Regions from separate parts of the Homo sapiens genome. Here region 2 is linked to region 1. A link is a loop called in an ENCODE intact Hi-C map of the cell type or tissue named here. Cell type or tissue: GM12878. All regions are shown on one strand. Each heading gives the region's core, and the rest is flanking DNA. Links, peaks and the distances in the headings are about the cores only. Region 1 has its middle 100 kb from the start of ZNF281. Region 2 has its middle 85 kb from the start of NR5A2.

Region 1 (7,536 bases), core at 1,480-6,479:
AATGCAAAATAAATTCTCCTGGTGAATTTTCCAGAATAAATTATTGAAGATCATGGATAAGAGAATTTGGCTTTGGTGGACAAAAGAGAGTGAGAGAGAAGACATTTGGCGATGGTTTCTTTTTGTCTTTGGTGAAGAAAAGATAAACAAGGCAGAAGGAGGTGAGGAGAGATGTGGAAGGAGAAAGACCTGCAGATTGGTATTTGGACACAAGGAGCTCGTTTTAGCGACACCAATATCCTTTTGGGAGTTTGCAATGGCGGCTCTCAGGCACAGCACAAAACTGCTCCTGTTGCCTGGATGCCGCCAGCCGCCACCCAGCTCTGCCACGGGAGGTGTCGTAAATGTGTTTTATGTGTTGTGTTGCTCGCTGCAGCCTCATCGTCCCCAGGCTGTTGTCATCTCCTAATTGTACAGAACAAAGACCAATGTCTGACCAGAGCGACGAGTGAAATTACCCACCTGACCCTCACCTCTCTGATGGGCTTCACTTTCAGAAGCTTGCCCAATCCCATAGGTTGGATCCGGAGACCATTTTTGTAGCGACATTGATGCCTTTTTCCAGTCTCACAGGGGAATTTTCCAATTACACACACAAAAATAAAACCCCCAAACCTGACAGCGGTAGGAGGAGGCTCCAGAACTATTGCTGAGACACCAAAAGCTGCTTCTCATTAAAGGTGAGATTTAGTGCACAAGTTTAAACTGGGAACTTGCAAGAGAAGGTAGGTGCTGCAAGCTCTGTCATACTTATTTCTACTTGAGACAAAGCAGCAGATGGGGCATTGGGGGTGGAAGGAGCATGAGTGACCCAACACCCTTCTTGCTGACTTAGTAAACTGTACCCATTCTAGGCCACCTATAGCAACCTGCCCTCCTGCACCACTCTGAGGCTTTCCTTCACACACTCCCTCCTCAAAACCCACTCTCTCTCTCTTTTTTATTTTATTTTATTTTTTTTAGAGACAGGATCTTACTCTGTCAGGCTGGAGTGGAAGGAAGAAAGGAAGGAAGTCATATTGCATATGACTATGCAGTAGTATAGTCATAGCTCACTGCAGTCTTGAACTCCTGGGCTCAAGTGATCCTCCCACCTCCGTCTCCAGAGTAGCTGGGACTGCAGGGATGCATCACCATGCCCAAAGGTCCACTCTCCTCTCTGAACTCTCAGAGCAGGGTTTTGGTTTCACCTACCAGATCCTCACCCCAGGCTGCCCTTTTTTTTTTTTTTTTTTTTTTTTTTTTTTTCTGAGACAGAGTTTCACTCCTGTTGGAGTGCAACAGCGTAATCTTGGCTCACCACAACATCCGCCTCCCAGGTTCAAGCAATTCTCCTGCCTCAGCCTCCCGAGTAGCTGGGATTACAGGCATGCGCCACCATGCCTGGCTAATTTTGTATTTTTAGTAGAGACAGGGTTTCTCCATGTTGGTCAGGCTGGTCTCGAACTCCCGACCTCAGGTGATCTGCCCAACTCGGCCTCCCAAAGTGCTGGGATTACAGGCGTGAGCTACAGTGCCTGGCCCAGGCTGTCCATCTTCATGCTGCTGTGTGCTGACTTCTCAGTCTACTGCAGCTCTTTTCGGGCAGCAATCCTGTCTTCCCAACATTGCTGATTTCAGCAATTTAAATTGTCTTGATTATGTTGATTTCTTAAGGGTTATTTTTAAATGCGATGAAATATTTTATCTTTACATGACTTTTTTATTTTATTTTATTTTATTTTATTTTATTTTCATAGAGACAGGGTCTTGCTATGTTGCCCAGGCTGCTCTCAAACTCCTGGGCTCAAGTGATCTGCCTGCCTTGGCCTCCCAAAGTGCTGGGACTACAGGCGTGAGCCACCACACTCAAACTTTTACAGGACTTCATATAAGTAAATGAACAAATCAATAAAAACCATCTTCTAGAAACACATGACTATTTTTATCCTGAAAACATGATCACTATACATTTCTTCCTTTGACAAATCATTCTTGATACCTGCTGGGTATCTGACACATCTGGAAATGATGAACAAAATAGATACATCATCACTGCCCTGGTGGAGTTCACAGTCTAGGCAGGGAGACAATCCAATAAGAAAACAAACATGACAGCTGCCCGCAGTGGCTCATGCCTGTAATCCCAGCACTTTGGGAGGCCGAGGCGGGCAGATCACGAGGTCAGGAGATCGAGACCATCCTGGCCAACATGGTGAAACCCCGTCTCTAATATAACACAAAAAATTAGCCAGGCGTGGTGGCGGGCGCCCGTAGTCCCAGCTACTTGGGAGACTGAGGCAGAGAAATCGCTTGAACCCGGGAGGTGGAGGTTGCAATGAGCCGAGATTGCACCACTACACTCCAGCCTGGCAAGAGAGAGAGACTCCGTCTCAAAAAAAGAAAAGAAAAGAAATATGACATATTAAAAAAGAAAAACAAGGGCTTCGGTTTTTAAAATTGGCTTTGGAGCCAGATAAACCCATGCTCAAATTTTGAATCTACTGTTTACTAGCCCTGTGACCTTGAACACGTTGCTTAACCTCTCTCTCTCTCGGTTTCCTTGCTTGTAAAGTAACAATAACAATAGTATTTTTCATACCTGGCTGGAGTGAGGATTAGATGACATAATATATGCAAAGCCTTTAGAACAGTGCCTGACATATAGTGATATCTCAGTAAACAATAACTTCTGTGATTATTATTATTAATAAAGCTCTCTTTTAAGGCATCATCTCCAACCACGTCTAATGAATTGCCACTCAGTATTTGGTTCTCTGAAAAAGAAAACACATAGCTATGAATTAAAACTAAGCAACAAACAAAACATTACCTAACTTCCATTCTAGGCTGGACAGTCTTATGAGCACTTCAAGGATAAACACTGCTAGAAATTCTCCCATTAGCTTTCAGTATCTCTGGATGTCTCTGAGTGAATGAGTGAATGTCTCATTCTTTTTTTTTTTTTTTTTTTTGAGACGGAGTCTCGCTCTGTCGCTCAGGCTGGAGTGCAGTGGCACGATCTCAGCTCACTGCAACCTCTGCCCTCTGGGTTCAAGCAATTCTGCCTCAGGCTCCCAAGTAGCTGGGACTACAGGCGCCCGCCATGACGCCCGGCTAATTTTTGCATTTTTAGTAGAGACAGGTTTTCACCATGTTGGCCTGGTTTGTCTCGAAGTCCTGGCCTCAAGCCATCCGCCCACTATGGCCTCCTAAATTGCTGGGATTACAGGCGTGAGCCACCATGCCTGGCGTTTTTGTGTTTCGTTTTCTTTTGTTTGTTTGTTTTAGACAGTCTTACACTGTCGCCCAGGCTGGTGTGCAGTGGCGCGATCTCGGCTCATTGCAACCTCTGCGTCCCGGGTTCAAGTGATTCTCCTGCCTCAGCCTTCCAAGTAGCTAGGATTGCAGGCACCCGCCACCACGCCCACCTATTTTTTTTTTTTTTTTTTTTTTTTTGTATTTTTAATAGAGACGGGGTTTCACTATGTTGGCCAGGCTGGTCTCAAAGTCCTCACCTCGTGAGCCGCCTGCCTCAGCCTCCCAAAGTGCTGGGATTACAGGCGTGAGCCACCGCGCCCAGCCTTTTTTTTTTTTTAACCAGGAAAAAAATGAGAATTTTATCAGCAGCTTCAATCAAGACCAGCTCCCAAATGTGCATGGAAAACCAAGAATAGAAATCAAGCTCAAAGGGCACTCAGAAACTGACTCAGAAAACTCCAAGAGCCTCGTGCACACACAGTCAGTGTTCATAAACTTTAATAACTGCATTATTTCTATTGGCCTCAAGGTATAAAAATGGATATAAAATGTCACAAGAGAACATTTTGAGAGTGTTTAGAGATATTTCTTTTCACAAGTTTAAGAACAAAAAAATTAATATTTTTATGCTGCTTCTTTCATCTCTCTTTAGTTTGTTTTGAAGTTAAGACTTGAAGTCCAAGAGCAAATACCCATTAGTGCCCCAGAGTGGGTCATCATATTCCTGTGAGACACTGCCATCTAGTGGCCAATGTGAACACAACAGTGGATGGCTAGACCTCTTTGTCCCTCAAACTCGAGGTTTTATTGTGCAAACCTATGCGATTCCTTTCGCTGGTACTCCCACTGATTATACTGCCAATAGCTTCTAGGCTTTCAAATGAATGTTTTTCTTTTCTCAATATGAAGGGCACAAATGGGCTATAATAAAAACCATAAACTACTTGGGTTGAAGAATTAAGTATTTTTTGTATTTGGAAAAATGGTGTTTGGATAGAAGGAAAACCCGGCTAATTTGTAAACAGTGAAAGTGATAGCACAAATCTACTATTTTGAGATTTGAGGGGAAAGCAAGCATTGTGTGAATTCTGTGTCTTAACAGTAATAGCAAATAATATTGAAAACATATGATCAATGCAGAATAGGTCATTTACATGTATGTAAACATGATAGGGGCTTCATATATATTATTTCATGCAGCCCTCACAATGGCACTGCAAGCTCCATTCATCCCTACCTAGCAGCTCAAACAGATGAAACTTACACAGCTAGTAGGTGAGGATTCAAGACCAAGACTGTATTTTCCTGAAGGCAGATACTCTGAAGTCCTATCTTCTTAGCTAGTATCTGGCACATAATGACTGTTCAGTAAGTATTTATGAATGAATGAGTGCATGAAGAAATGAATGAGTCCTGCCCAGGCACGGTGGCTCACGCCTGTAATCCCAGCACTTTGGGAGGCTGAGGCGGGAGAATGACTTGAGGTCAGGATTTCAAGACTAGCCTGGCCAACATGGTAAAACACTGTCTCTACTGAAAATACAAAAATTAGCCAGGTGTGGTGGCAGGTGCCTGTAATCCCAGCTACTCAGGAGGCTAAGGCAGGAGAATCACTTGAACTCGAGAAGTGGAGGTTGCAGTGCGCCAAGACCGTGCCATTGCACTCCAGCCTGGGTGACAAGAGTGAAACTCCATCTCAAAAAAAAAAAAAGAAAAAGAAAAAGAAAGAAAGAAATGAGTCCTATGGCAGAAACCACTAGTAATCACCAACATCTGTGCTCCTCACTTCTTCCTGGGCACACTGCTAGACTGCATTTTCCAGTCTCCTTTGAGGTTAGGTGTGGACAAGGGACTAAATTCTACCCATTGGAAACATTACGTCCAGACCTGGCCTATTAAAACATTCTACATGGGATGCTCCTTTTCTTTTCCCATCTGCTGGCTGGAAGGAGAAGATCCAAGAACCTAAAGGAGGGTGGAGCCACAAGGTAGAGTTGGATCCCTGCATGACTGCATGGAGTAGAGTGCCCCATTGACCCACATTAAAATGTGACATGAGTGAGAAATAAAGTTTTATTGTGTTAAGCTGCTCAGTGTAAGGGTTGTTTGTTAGAGCAATCAGCTTGCCCAGACTACTAAAACTCCCAGATAGTCCTTTTGAAATTGTGAATATTGGCCGGGCGCAGTGGCTCACGCCTATAATCCCAGCACTTTGGGAGGCCAAGGTGGGCGGATCACAAGGTCAGGAGATCGAGACCGTCCTGGCTAACATGGTGAAACCCCATCTCTATTAAAAATACAAAAAATTATCTGGGCGTGGGGGTGGGCGCCTGTAGTCCCAGCTACTCGGGAGGCTGAGGCAGGAGAATGGCGAGAATCCGGGAGGCAGAGCTTGCAGTGAGCCGAAATCGTGCCACTGCACTACAGCCTGGGCAAGAGTGCGAGACTCTGTCTCAAAAAAAAAAAAAAAGAAAAGAAAAGAAAAAAGAAATTGTGAATATTGCCTTCTCTATACCAGAAAGATATCCAACATTGTTACTACTTTAACTTAAACCCTGTGCAAGTGAATAAAGATCTTTAGATTTACTTTTATAAGTAGCTCACACAATCACTGGACAGTCTTTATAAAATCAGGGAACTTCTCTCCCTCTTTCTTTTTCTTAGATTTCCACTGAAGCTGAGTTAGACCAAAGGAGAAAGAATTTTTGCTCAGTCGGCTTAAAATGCTAAAGTTTCCGTCAGGGTTTAGTATGCAGCCTGTGAGACTCCATGTTTCATGAAATAAAGCTAAGTCTGCTCTCCAACACATCTATTTTTAAGATCCCTAGCATCTGATCCTGACTCAGCTAAGCGAATCATGCTTAACTCTGTTGGTCACACATCAACCCACAGAATGAAGGGGTGTAGGGCACAAAACACAGTGCAGCTGGGTTTATACTGACACAAGCTCTTTACTACCTGCACAGAGAGCATTCCAAATTATGAAGGAAACACAGTTGTGGCCATTCTCTTGAATGTGTACAATCTATTTACAATTAAAGCCATTTTGACTTTTTTTACATACATGTGCATATAATTCTACTTCTGCAATTGCCCACTTAACTTTCTAGTAGGTTTTAAGGCATCTACTAATTTTTTTTCCTTGCTAATTGTTCTGACAAGGAAATACATAATGTTCAATACTAGTCACCCAAGAGAGCTATTATCTGCCTCTAATTTTCCTTTCTGTCGTCTGCCGGGGACTTTTAAGAGGCTTTCTCCTGTTGGATTAGAATTAGCAAGACACCTGAGAAAAGAGGCAGGCACATTCATGGGAGAACGCTTTATTTCAATTGGTGCATAGGCTTATAAAATTCAAAATTTTTTAAATTTGACAAAATCATTTTAGCATATATCTGAAATAATAGACAGTTGAGAATAGTTAGAAAATTCTGACAGAGAAGAACGGTAAGGAAGGATCTGCCTTACCGGATATTAAAGCAAATTGAAAGGCACATTCACTGAAACAATGTGGTAGTGACACGAGAATAAGTCAATAGATCAATGAAGTACAAAAGATGGTTCTAAAACGGACCCTAAAATATTTAAGCTATTAGGATATGGTATGGTATGGTATTTTTAAAATCACAAATCAACGAGGAAAGGATAGAGTGTGAAATAAATACAGTTTTTACAAATGGTTAATTACTTGGGGAAAAATCCTTTTTAGAACTCATCACGCAGCAAAACAAGCCCCAAATACATTAAAGAATTTAATGTGGGATGAGCCCGGTGGCTCATGCCTGTGATCTCAGCATTTTAGGAGGCTGAGGTGGGAGGATCACCTGAGCCCAGGAGTTCATAAAAGAAAAAATATAAGTGGTTGCTGGACGAGGTGGCTCATGCCTGTAATCCCAGCACTTTGGGAGGCTGAGGCAGGCAGATCACCTGAGGTCATGAGTTAGAGACCAGCCTGACCAACATGAAGAAACCCCGTCTCTACTAAAAATATAAAATTAGCCAGGCGTGGTTGAGCATGCCTGTAATCCCAGCTACTCGGGAGGCTGAGGCAGGAGAATCGCTTGAACCCAGGAGGCAGAGGTTGCAGTGAGCCAAGATCATGTCATTGCACTCCATCATGGGCGACAGAGAGAGACTTCATCTCAAAAAATAAAAAAGAAAAAGAAAAAATATAAGTGGTCAATTAACACATGGAAAAAATGTGTAACTTCATTGATAACTGAAGCATGAAAGTGAACCAAAAGTAAGATGTAATTTTTCACCTATCAAACAGCTTAAAATTTTTAAAAATGATAA
Region 2 (7,536 bases), core at 817-5,816, 570 kb before region 1:
TTAGGAACATCTAATAAAGTTGGGAAATGTTCATACTCTACCTATAATGCCCCTGGGTATATGTTCTAGAGAAAAAGTCACAAATATATACAATGAGACAAGTACAAGAATGTTTATTTTCATGTGGTGTGTAACAGTGAAAAGTGAAAAAAAAATCTAAACGACCATGAAACAAAGAAGTGATCACTAAAGAAGAGTGAGGCATAATAGTTAAAAATAAATTATATCATGCAATTGTATACACATAGAATAATCTTAAAAACATGAAAGACAGCAATATAATGTGTACAGTATAATTGCACTTGTATAAAATAGAGAAGCTGGGGACAGTGGCTCATGCCTATAATCCCAGCACTTTAGGAGGCCGAGGCAAGCGGATTACCTGAGGTCAGGGGTTCGAGAGCAGTCTGGCCAACATGGTCAAATCCATCTCTACTAAAAATACAAAAATTAGCCAGGCGTGGTGGCGCATGCCTGTAGTCCCAACTACTCAGGAGGCAAAGGCAGGAGAATTGCTTGAACCCTGGAGGCAGAGGTTGCAGTGAGCTGAGATCGTGCCACTGCACTCCAGCCTGGGCGACAGAGCGAGACTCTCTCTCAATAAATAAATAAATAAAATATAAAATAGAGAAATACAGAAACTGGTACAGTATAATTTCAATTATATAAAGCTTGAAAACATTCATGGGAATGAATAATAGTAAATTTGGAGACTTTACCTCTAAGAAGAGAAGAGAATGTGATTTAGGAGAGGCACACAGGGCCTTCCACTATACTAATAATGTTTTACTCCTTAAGGTAAAGAAAAAGAATGAAGAAAAAGAGAAAGAAGAGAAAGGGAAGATGCAACAGGCAGCAGATGGTTGGGAAAAAATTAAAAGAGAAGATGAGAAATATGAAGAAAGAGGAGAAGATTTGAAGAAAATAAAGCAAAATGTTGATTTGACTTAAGTGATGAGTAAGTACATGAGTACTTGTTATATTGTGCTCTATACTTATCTGAATATTTAAGATATTTCATAATTTAAAAAAGACATAAATCCTTTTAAGTTACAGAAGTCCTAATTGACCAACTGGTATCCTAAAGTCTTGAAAGAGTTCAAAACACATGCATGCACACCCAAAAGAATCACACCAGAGGAACCAAGTAAATGCACTGGAATCCCTCATCTTCTAAGCACCTGACTGAAGTGGAGCTTTGGGTCCTCCAGCCATTGTGCAGTTATTTAAACATAACTGTAATTTAAAAATAAAAAAATAAAAAAACTGGCCAGGCAAAGCGAAGTGGCTCATGCCTGTAATCCCAGCACTTTGGGAGGGCGAGGAGGGCGGATCGCTTGAGGTAAGGAGTTCTAGACCAGCCTGGCCAACATGGCAAAACCCCATCTCTACTAAAAATACAAAAATTAGCCAGGCATGGTGGTGCACACCTGTAATCCCAGCTACTCGGGAGGCTGAGGCAGAATTGTTTGAACCCAGGAGGTGGTGGCTACAGTGAACCGAGATCAAGATTGTGCCACTGCACTCCAGCCTGGGAGACAGAGGGAAACTGGTCTCAAAAAACAAACAAACAAGCAAAAACTAAGTTACAAAGAATCATATACATTAGTAAACTTAAATTATCTTAACACTTAGTAGTACAAGGTAACAGGTAGTATACGAGCAAGATGATGGATGTACTGTTTGTTTCTTTCTTTATGAATACCGCAGAAGAAACTTCACTTAAGGCTGAGTGCGGTGCCTCATGCCTGTAATCCCAGCTCTTTGAGACGCCAAGGCAGATCACTTGAGATCAGGAGTTCAAGACCAACCTGGCCAACATGGTGAAACCCCATCTCTACTAAAAATACAAAAAAATAGCTGGGCATGGTGGCAGGTGCCTGCAATCCCAGCTACTCAGGAGGCTGAGGCAGAAGAATCGGTTGAACCCAGGAGGTGGAGGTTGCAGTGAGCTCAGATTGCTCCACTGCACTCCAACCTGGATGACAGAGTTAGACAAGAAAAGAAAGAGAGAGAGAGAAAGAAAAAGAAAGAGAGAGAGAGAGAGAGAGAGAAAGAAAGAAAGAAAGAAAGAAAGAAAGAAAGAAAGAAAGAAAGAAAGAAAGAAAAGAAAAGAAGAAGAGAATGAGAGAGAGAGAGGAGAGGGAAGGAGAGAGAGAGAGAGAGACAGAGAGAGAGAAAGGAAGGGAAGGAAAGAAACTTCACACAACTGCTGGCAAGTTGGCTCAATTACCAATGTAACAAACACCTAAAGCAATTGTCCAGCCCCTACCCACGTTTTCCTCTGACTCACTATTTCACCTTCAGTAAACCCTCAGTGACTCCGGTCTATGAAACATTGCCAATACTTCTAAGATCTTCAAATACAAAATTCTATTATACAATCATCCCTGGGTATCCATGGGGGACTGGTGAAAACCACAATAGCAAAATCCTCTGATGCTCAAGTCTCTTACATGAAATGGTACAGTATTTGCATATAACCTATATACATTCTCGGGTGCACTTTCAATCATCTCTAGGTTACTTATAATACCAAATGTGATGTAAATGCTATGTAAATAGTTGTTACGCTACATTGTTTTTATTTGTATTTTTTATTGTATTGCAATTTTTATTTCTTTTTTTAATATTTTCAATCCTCAGATACAAAGGGTCAACTGTATATCAAACTATCATCAATACTAAGCATGCAGAATGTTATAAAAGTATGTCAACTATGACATATGATGTCAGCACCTCAAACCAAATTTCACTTCAGTTTAGGTTTGATTTGAAAACATTTTGATGTTATGGTTCTGTGGTTTTACAGAATACTTAAGACTGGTTTGGGTTTGAATAGGTTGAGTAGGTTTAAAGTGAAACATTTCTTCATTGGTTTGTGGTTAACCAATTTATTGTTTCAGAAATTAAAGCTGGTTAGCCAGGCCCAGGTTTGAGTTCCAAGTTCAATTCAGTTCAAGTTCCTGGCAAATGTACAATGAGAAAAGTTTATGATTCCAAAATTATTATGTGCCAAAGATCCCAACTTCCTCAAAAACCACAAGTCTCTCACAACCCTCTCTTATTTTTGATGGGATAAGAGAAATGTGCCAGCAAGAGGCTGCCCACAGCATCAACCCAAAGTCAAACCGAAGACAGGCAACACCTCATCTGAGAGTAAAGAAGACCCCTATGGTTTCACTTTCAGCAGCTGCAGTGTGATAACTGAATTACAATGTGTACCTTTCTTGAGCATCAGAAATCTCTACATTGGCCGAGTGCAGTGGCTCATGCCTGTAATCCCAGCACTTTGGGAGGCCAAGGCAGGTGGATCACCCGAGGTCAGGAGTTCGAGACCAGCCTGGCCAACATGGTGAAACTCCATCTCTACTAAAATACAAAAAATTAGCTGGACATGGTGGCCGGCGCCTGTAATCCCAGCTAGCTACTCAGGAGGCTGAGGCAGGAGAATCGCTTGAACAAAGGAGGCAGAGGTTGCAGTGAGCCGAGATCATGTCATTGCACTCCAGCCTGGGAAACAAGAGCAAAACTCCATCTCAAAAGAAAAAAGAAAAAAAGAATTCTCTACGTTGACAACACTCAACCATGATATCTGGACACAAAAGTGCATTTCTTTCATTTAGAAGATGTGTCAAGCAAGCATTTGCAAATAATTGTTTAATTTTTGTAAGTGGATATATCAATGCACACACATTCATATATATAACAATTGTATATATGTGTGCATTAATGAATTATTCTCAATCACTTGTATTCTGATAAGATTTCTTGTCTAGGAGAAAAATGCCTTGGATGGCAAGGGGTACATATTTGGGAATGTTCTCCACATATGAGCACAAACTATCGTATATGGCATCAGGAAAATGTGACAGAAGATACTTTGCAATATCTTATTCCTGTTCATACCATAAGATAAGGTTGAGAATGAGCACATGAGGATCCGGACCAGGGGCTAGGTGCTGAGGCCTGCCTACAGACTTCACAGGTCTTGGATTCTCTAAAGCATTGGAATGGCTATGGGTGAATAGCTGAGGCCTATTAGACGATTTGCACTGAGAATAACTAGACTGAACAATATCACAGATCACAGACACCTGCAAACGACCAGTCTAAATTTTTTTTTTTAGACGGAGTCTTACTCTCTTGCCCAGGCTGGAGTGCAGTGGCACGATCTCGGTGCTCACTGCACCCTCTGCCTCCTGGGTTCAAGCGATTCTCTTGCCTCAGCCTCCTGAGTAGCTGGGACCACAGATGCACACCACTATGCCCAGCTAATTTTTGAATTTTTAGTAGAGACAGGGTTTTACCATGTTGGCCAGGCTGGTCTTGAACTCCTGACCTCAAGCAATTCACCCGCCTTGGCCTCCCAAAGTACTAGGATTACAGGCATGAGCCACCATGCCCAGCCTAAAGACAGATTTCTATTTTCATTCTGGTTTAAGAGAAAAAAAAGGAATGTTCAGTTTCTTCAGCATGGTTTAATAAGAAATATATTTAGTTTTTGTCCCCAGTTTCTGGCATACAGCACCTAAAATCCTTGGCATTTGCTGAGTGATAGGAGCACGTTCTGTTATTTGTAAGGAGTCCCATTTGATCTTACCAAAGTTTATGCTAATGTGACTTAGGATGGGGCCCCTAAATAGCCTCAGGATGGGGTCAGTCACCAGAAAGACCCAGTGATTATGGGGTAGAACTTTCAGTCTCACCCACTGACCTCTAAGGAAACGTAGGGATGGAGGGAGCTGAAGATTAAACTCTCTAAAAACGCTTTAAAAATGAGATTTGGGCCAGGTGCAGTGGCTATTTCTTGTAATCCCAACACTCTGGGAGGCCAAGGAGATAAGATCACTTGAGGTTAAGAGTTCAAGACCAATCTGGACAACAAAGCAAGACGCTTGTCTCTACAAAAAAAAAAAAAATTTAATTAGCCGGATGTGGTGGTGCACACCTGTAGTCCCGGCTACTCGAGAGACTGAAGTGGGAGGACCCCTTAAGTCCAGGAGTTCAAGGCCGCAGTGAGCTATGATGGTGCCACTGCACTCCAGCCAGGGCAACAGAGCAAGACTCTGTCCAACCCATCCCCCAAAAAAAAGGTAAAAAAAAAAAAAAAAGTTTTTTAAAAAAAGTAAAAATGAGATTTGATGAGCTTCCAGGTTGGTAAGCACATTCATGTGCTGGGAGAGTGGTACACCCCAACTCCCAGGGAACAGAAGATTCTGCACTTAGGATCTTTCCAAACCTTGCCCTGTTAACCTCTTTGTCTGGCTATTCATCTTTATCCTTTATAATAAACTGGTAAATGTAAGTAAAGTGTTTCTCTAAGTTCTGAGTTGTTCAAGCAAATTATCAAACTGAAAGAAGGGCATAAGAATCTCCAGTTTATAGGCCGGGCACGGTGGCTCACGCCTGTAATCCCAGCACTTTGGGAGGACAAGAGGGGCGGATTACCTGAGGTCAGGAGTTTGAGACCAGCCTGGCCAATATGGTGAAACCTGGTCTCTACTAAAAATACAGAAATTAGCTGGGCATAGTGGCAGGCGCCTGTAATCCCAGCTATTCAGGAGGCTGAGGTACAAGAATCGCTTGAACCTGGGAGGCAGAGGTTGCAGTGAGCTGAGATTGAGCCACTTCACTCCAGCCTGAGCGACAGAGTGAGACTCTGTCTCAAAAAAAAAAAAAAAAGAAAAGAAAAGAAAAGAAAAGAATCCCCAATTTGTAACAGGTCAGTCCGAAACACGGGAGGCCTAGACTTGCAAATGGCTCTGAGTAGGGGCAGTCTTGTGGAACTGAGCCTATTCACTTGTGACATCTAAAGCTAACTTCAGGTACATAGTGACAGAATTAAACTGAATTGTAGGACACTCAGATGGTGTTGGAGAATTGGTTGGTGTGGGGAAAAAACCTGCACATCTGGTGTGAGGTGCTCTGTATCCGTGTGGAGAAAATGCTTTATCAGATTTAGTATCCCGTTAATGTTTCCAACCCATTTACAGATTCTCATACCTTGAGAGGAAGCACAATAAGATGAGTTGACTTTGAATTTGCATGAGCTTGAGCAATGAGGATCACAAAAAAACTTCCTCAATATTCCAACCTCTGGATGGTACAGTTGAAAGAGAATTTAGAAATCCCCTCATCTAGGATCTTCTAAATCTAGCTGGCCATCAGAATCAGCTGCAGGGCATTATTTTTAAAATTCCATTAAATAAGAATAAGAATCTCCAGCGCTGGAACCTGGAAATGTAAACTTTAGAGAGCTCCTAAGGAAATTCCAATGAGCTTTGCATGTCACTGATTTCAACCATCAACCTTCCATTCAGATAATGTCAGCACAGACAGCTCCACCTCTGTGATCATCATAGCTAATATGTGTAAAGTGCCTACTGAGGACCAGACACTTTAACATATATTACCTCTAAACCTTACAACTACCCTCAAATTCACACTGAATAGACAAATTCTGACAGTCTCCTTTCTCTAAATGTTCAGCACTATTCTTACATAAAATTTATTCTCTAATATGCTGTTGATGGACATTATTAAGTTTCTATGTATTGCTTCAGAAAGTCCTGCCATCTAAGCACAGAAGACAAAGTGACTGAGTTGCATTTTTCACCTACAGCAAGCTTAAAGTATACACCATACTATTTTCAGGGTTGTGGCATGGGAAATCCCATGATGATTAAGGAAACTAACAAACTGTTGCATAATTAATGTGTTCACGAGTCACAAAGTGGTGTAAATTACCCAGTGCAAACCCATGGGGCTTCAGCACCAGGGAGTTCCAGGGACCAGGGCTCTAAGAATTCACCTTTCCCTTCCCACCTCCAACCATTTCCATGTGGGGCCAACTTATAATTTAGATTGATGGGCCCACCCAAAGCTCTAAGACACCTGGCTGTATGACTAGGTTTTCACACACAAATTGGTTTGGCTCTCATTGAAAATATCCACAGCTAAGCTGAGTGGGGTGGCAACGAGCCTGTAATCCCTATTACTGAAAGGCTGAGGCGGGATGATCATTTGAGCCCAAGAGTTCCAGTCTACCCTGGGCAAGATAGCAAGACCCCATCTCAAAATAAGTGTATCCACAGCAAAATAAGTTTAACTTCAGGAAATTGTGTTGCTAATGTTTCTACTGCTGCTTGCTCCTGGAAATACTAGCAACGAACACTTTGTTAATCAAAACATTTAATCAAATGTTTCAGTCAAAACGTTTCACTTTTAAAATGACTGGCACCCTATAGAGGAATTTACCTATTGAGCATAGTTTGCCAAAAGAATAAAATAAAATGAGCATTCAATCAAGTTTAACCTAAAGCTGCCTCCTCACATATTTTAAGTTCAGCCTAAAGAGGTCTCCATTAGCGTGAACTGTAACCTAACTAGATGTGTAAACAGACTGCAACCTACTCTTGTGCCAATCACCAAGTTTTGGCCAAAGGCAGCCAACTCTTCAAACCAGGCAAATGCTGAGCTGTAACCAATTCAGCTGTTTGTGTACCTCACTTCTGTTTTCTGTATGTCACTTTT

The links. A loop is a pair of places that touch in the nucleus more often than their neighbours do. Peaks named below come from ENCODE experiments on the same cell type or tissue, not always from the same donor. Only the 100,000 strongest peaks of a DNase experiment are listed, where the experiment ranks them.
Region 2: a loop joins it to region 1, with 3 times the contacts of the local background. A loop is called at or near these places in 9 of 110 quality-filtered maps.

What each region holds. Positions count from the first base shown.
Region 1 is chr1:200,506,336-200,513,871 of GRCh38, forward strand. No RefSeq gene overlaps it. Among named protein-coding and RNA genes, the nearest start is that of ZNF281, 100 kb to the left of the region's middle. RefSeq lists a silencer at 4,016-4,065. In GM12878, for the core only: a CTCF peak has its summit at 3,982 (motif pointing left); a DNase peak (open chromatin) is centred at 3,966.
Region 2 is chr1:199,939,095-199,946,630 of GRCh38, forward strand. No RefSeq gene overlaps it. Among named protein-coding and RNA genes, the nearest start is that of NR5A2, 85 kb to the right of the region's middle. RefSeq lists an enhancer at 3,083-3,152. In GM12878, for the core only: no CTCF peak of the experiment used is centred there; a DNase peak (open chromatin) is centred at 2,867.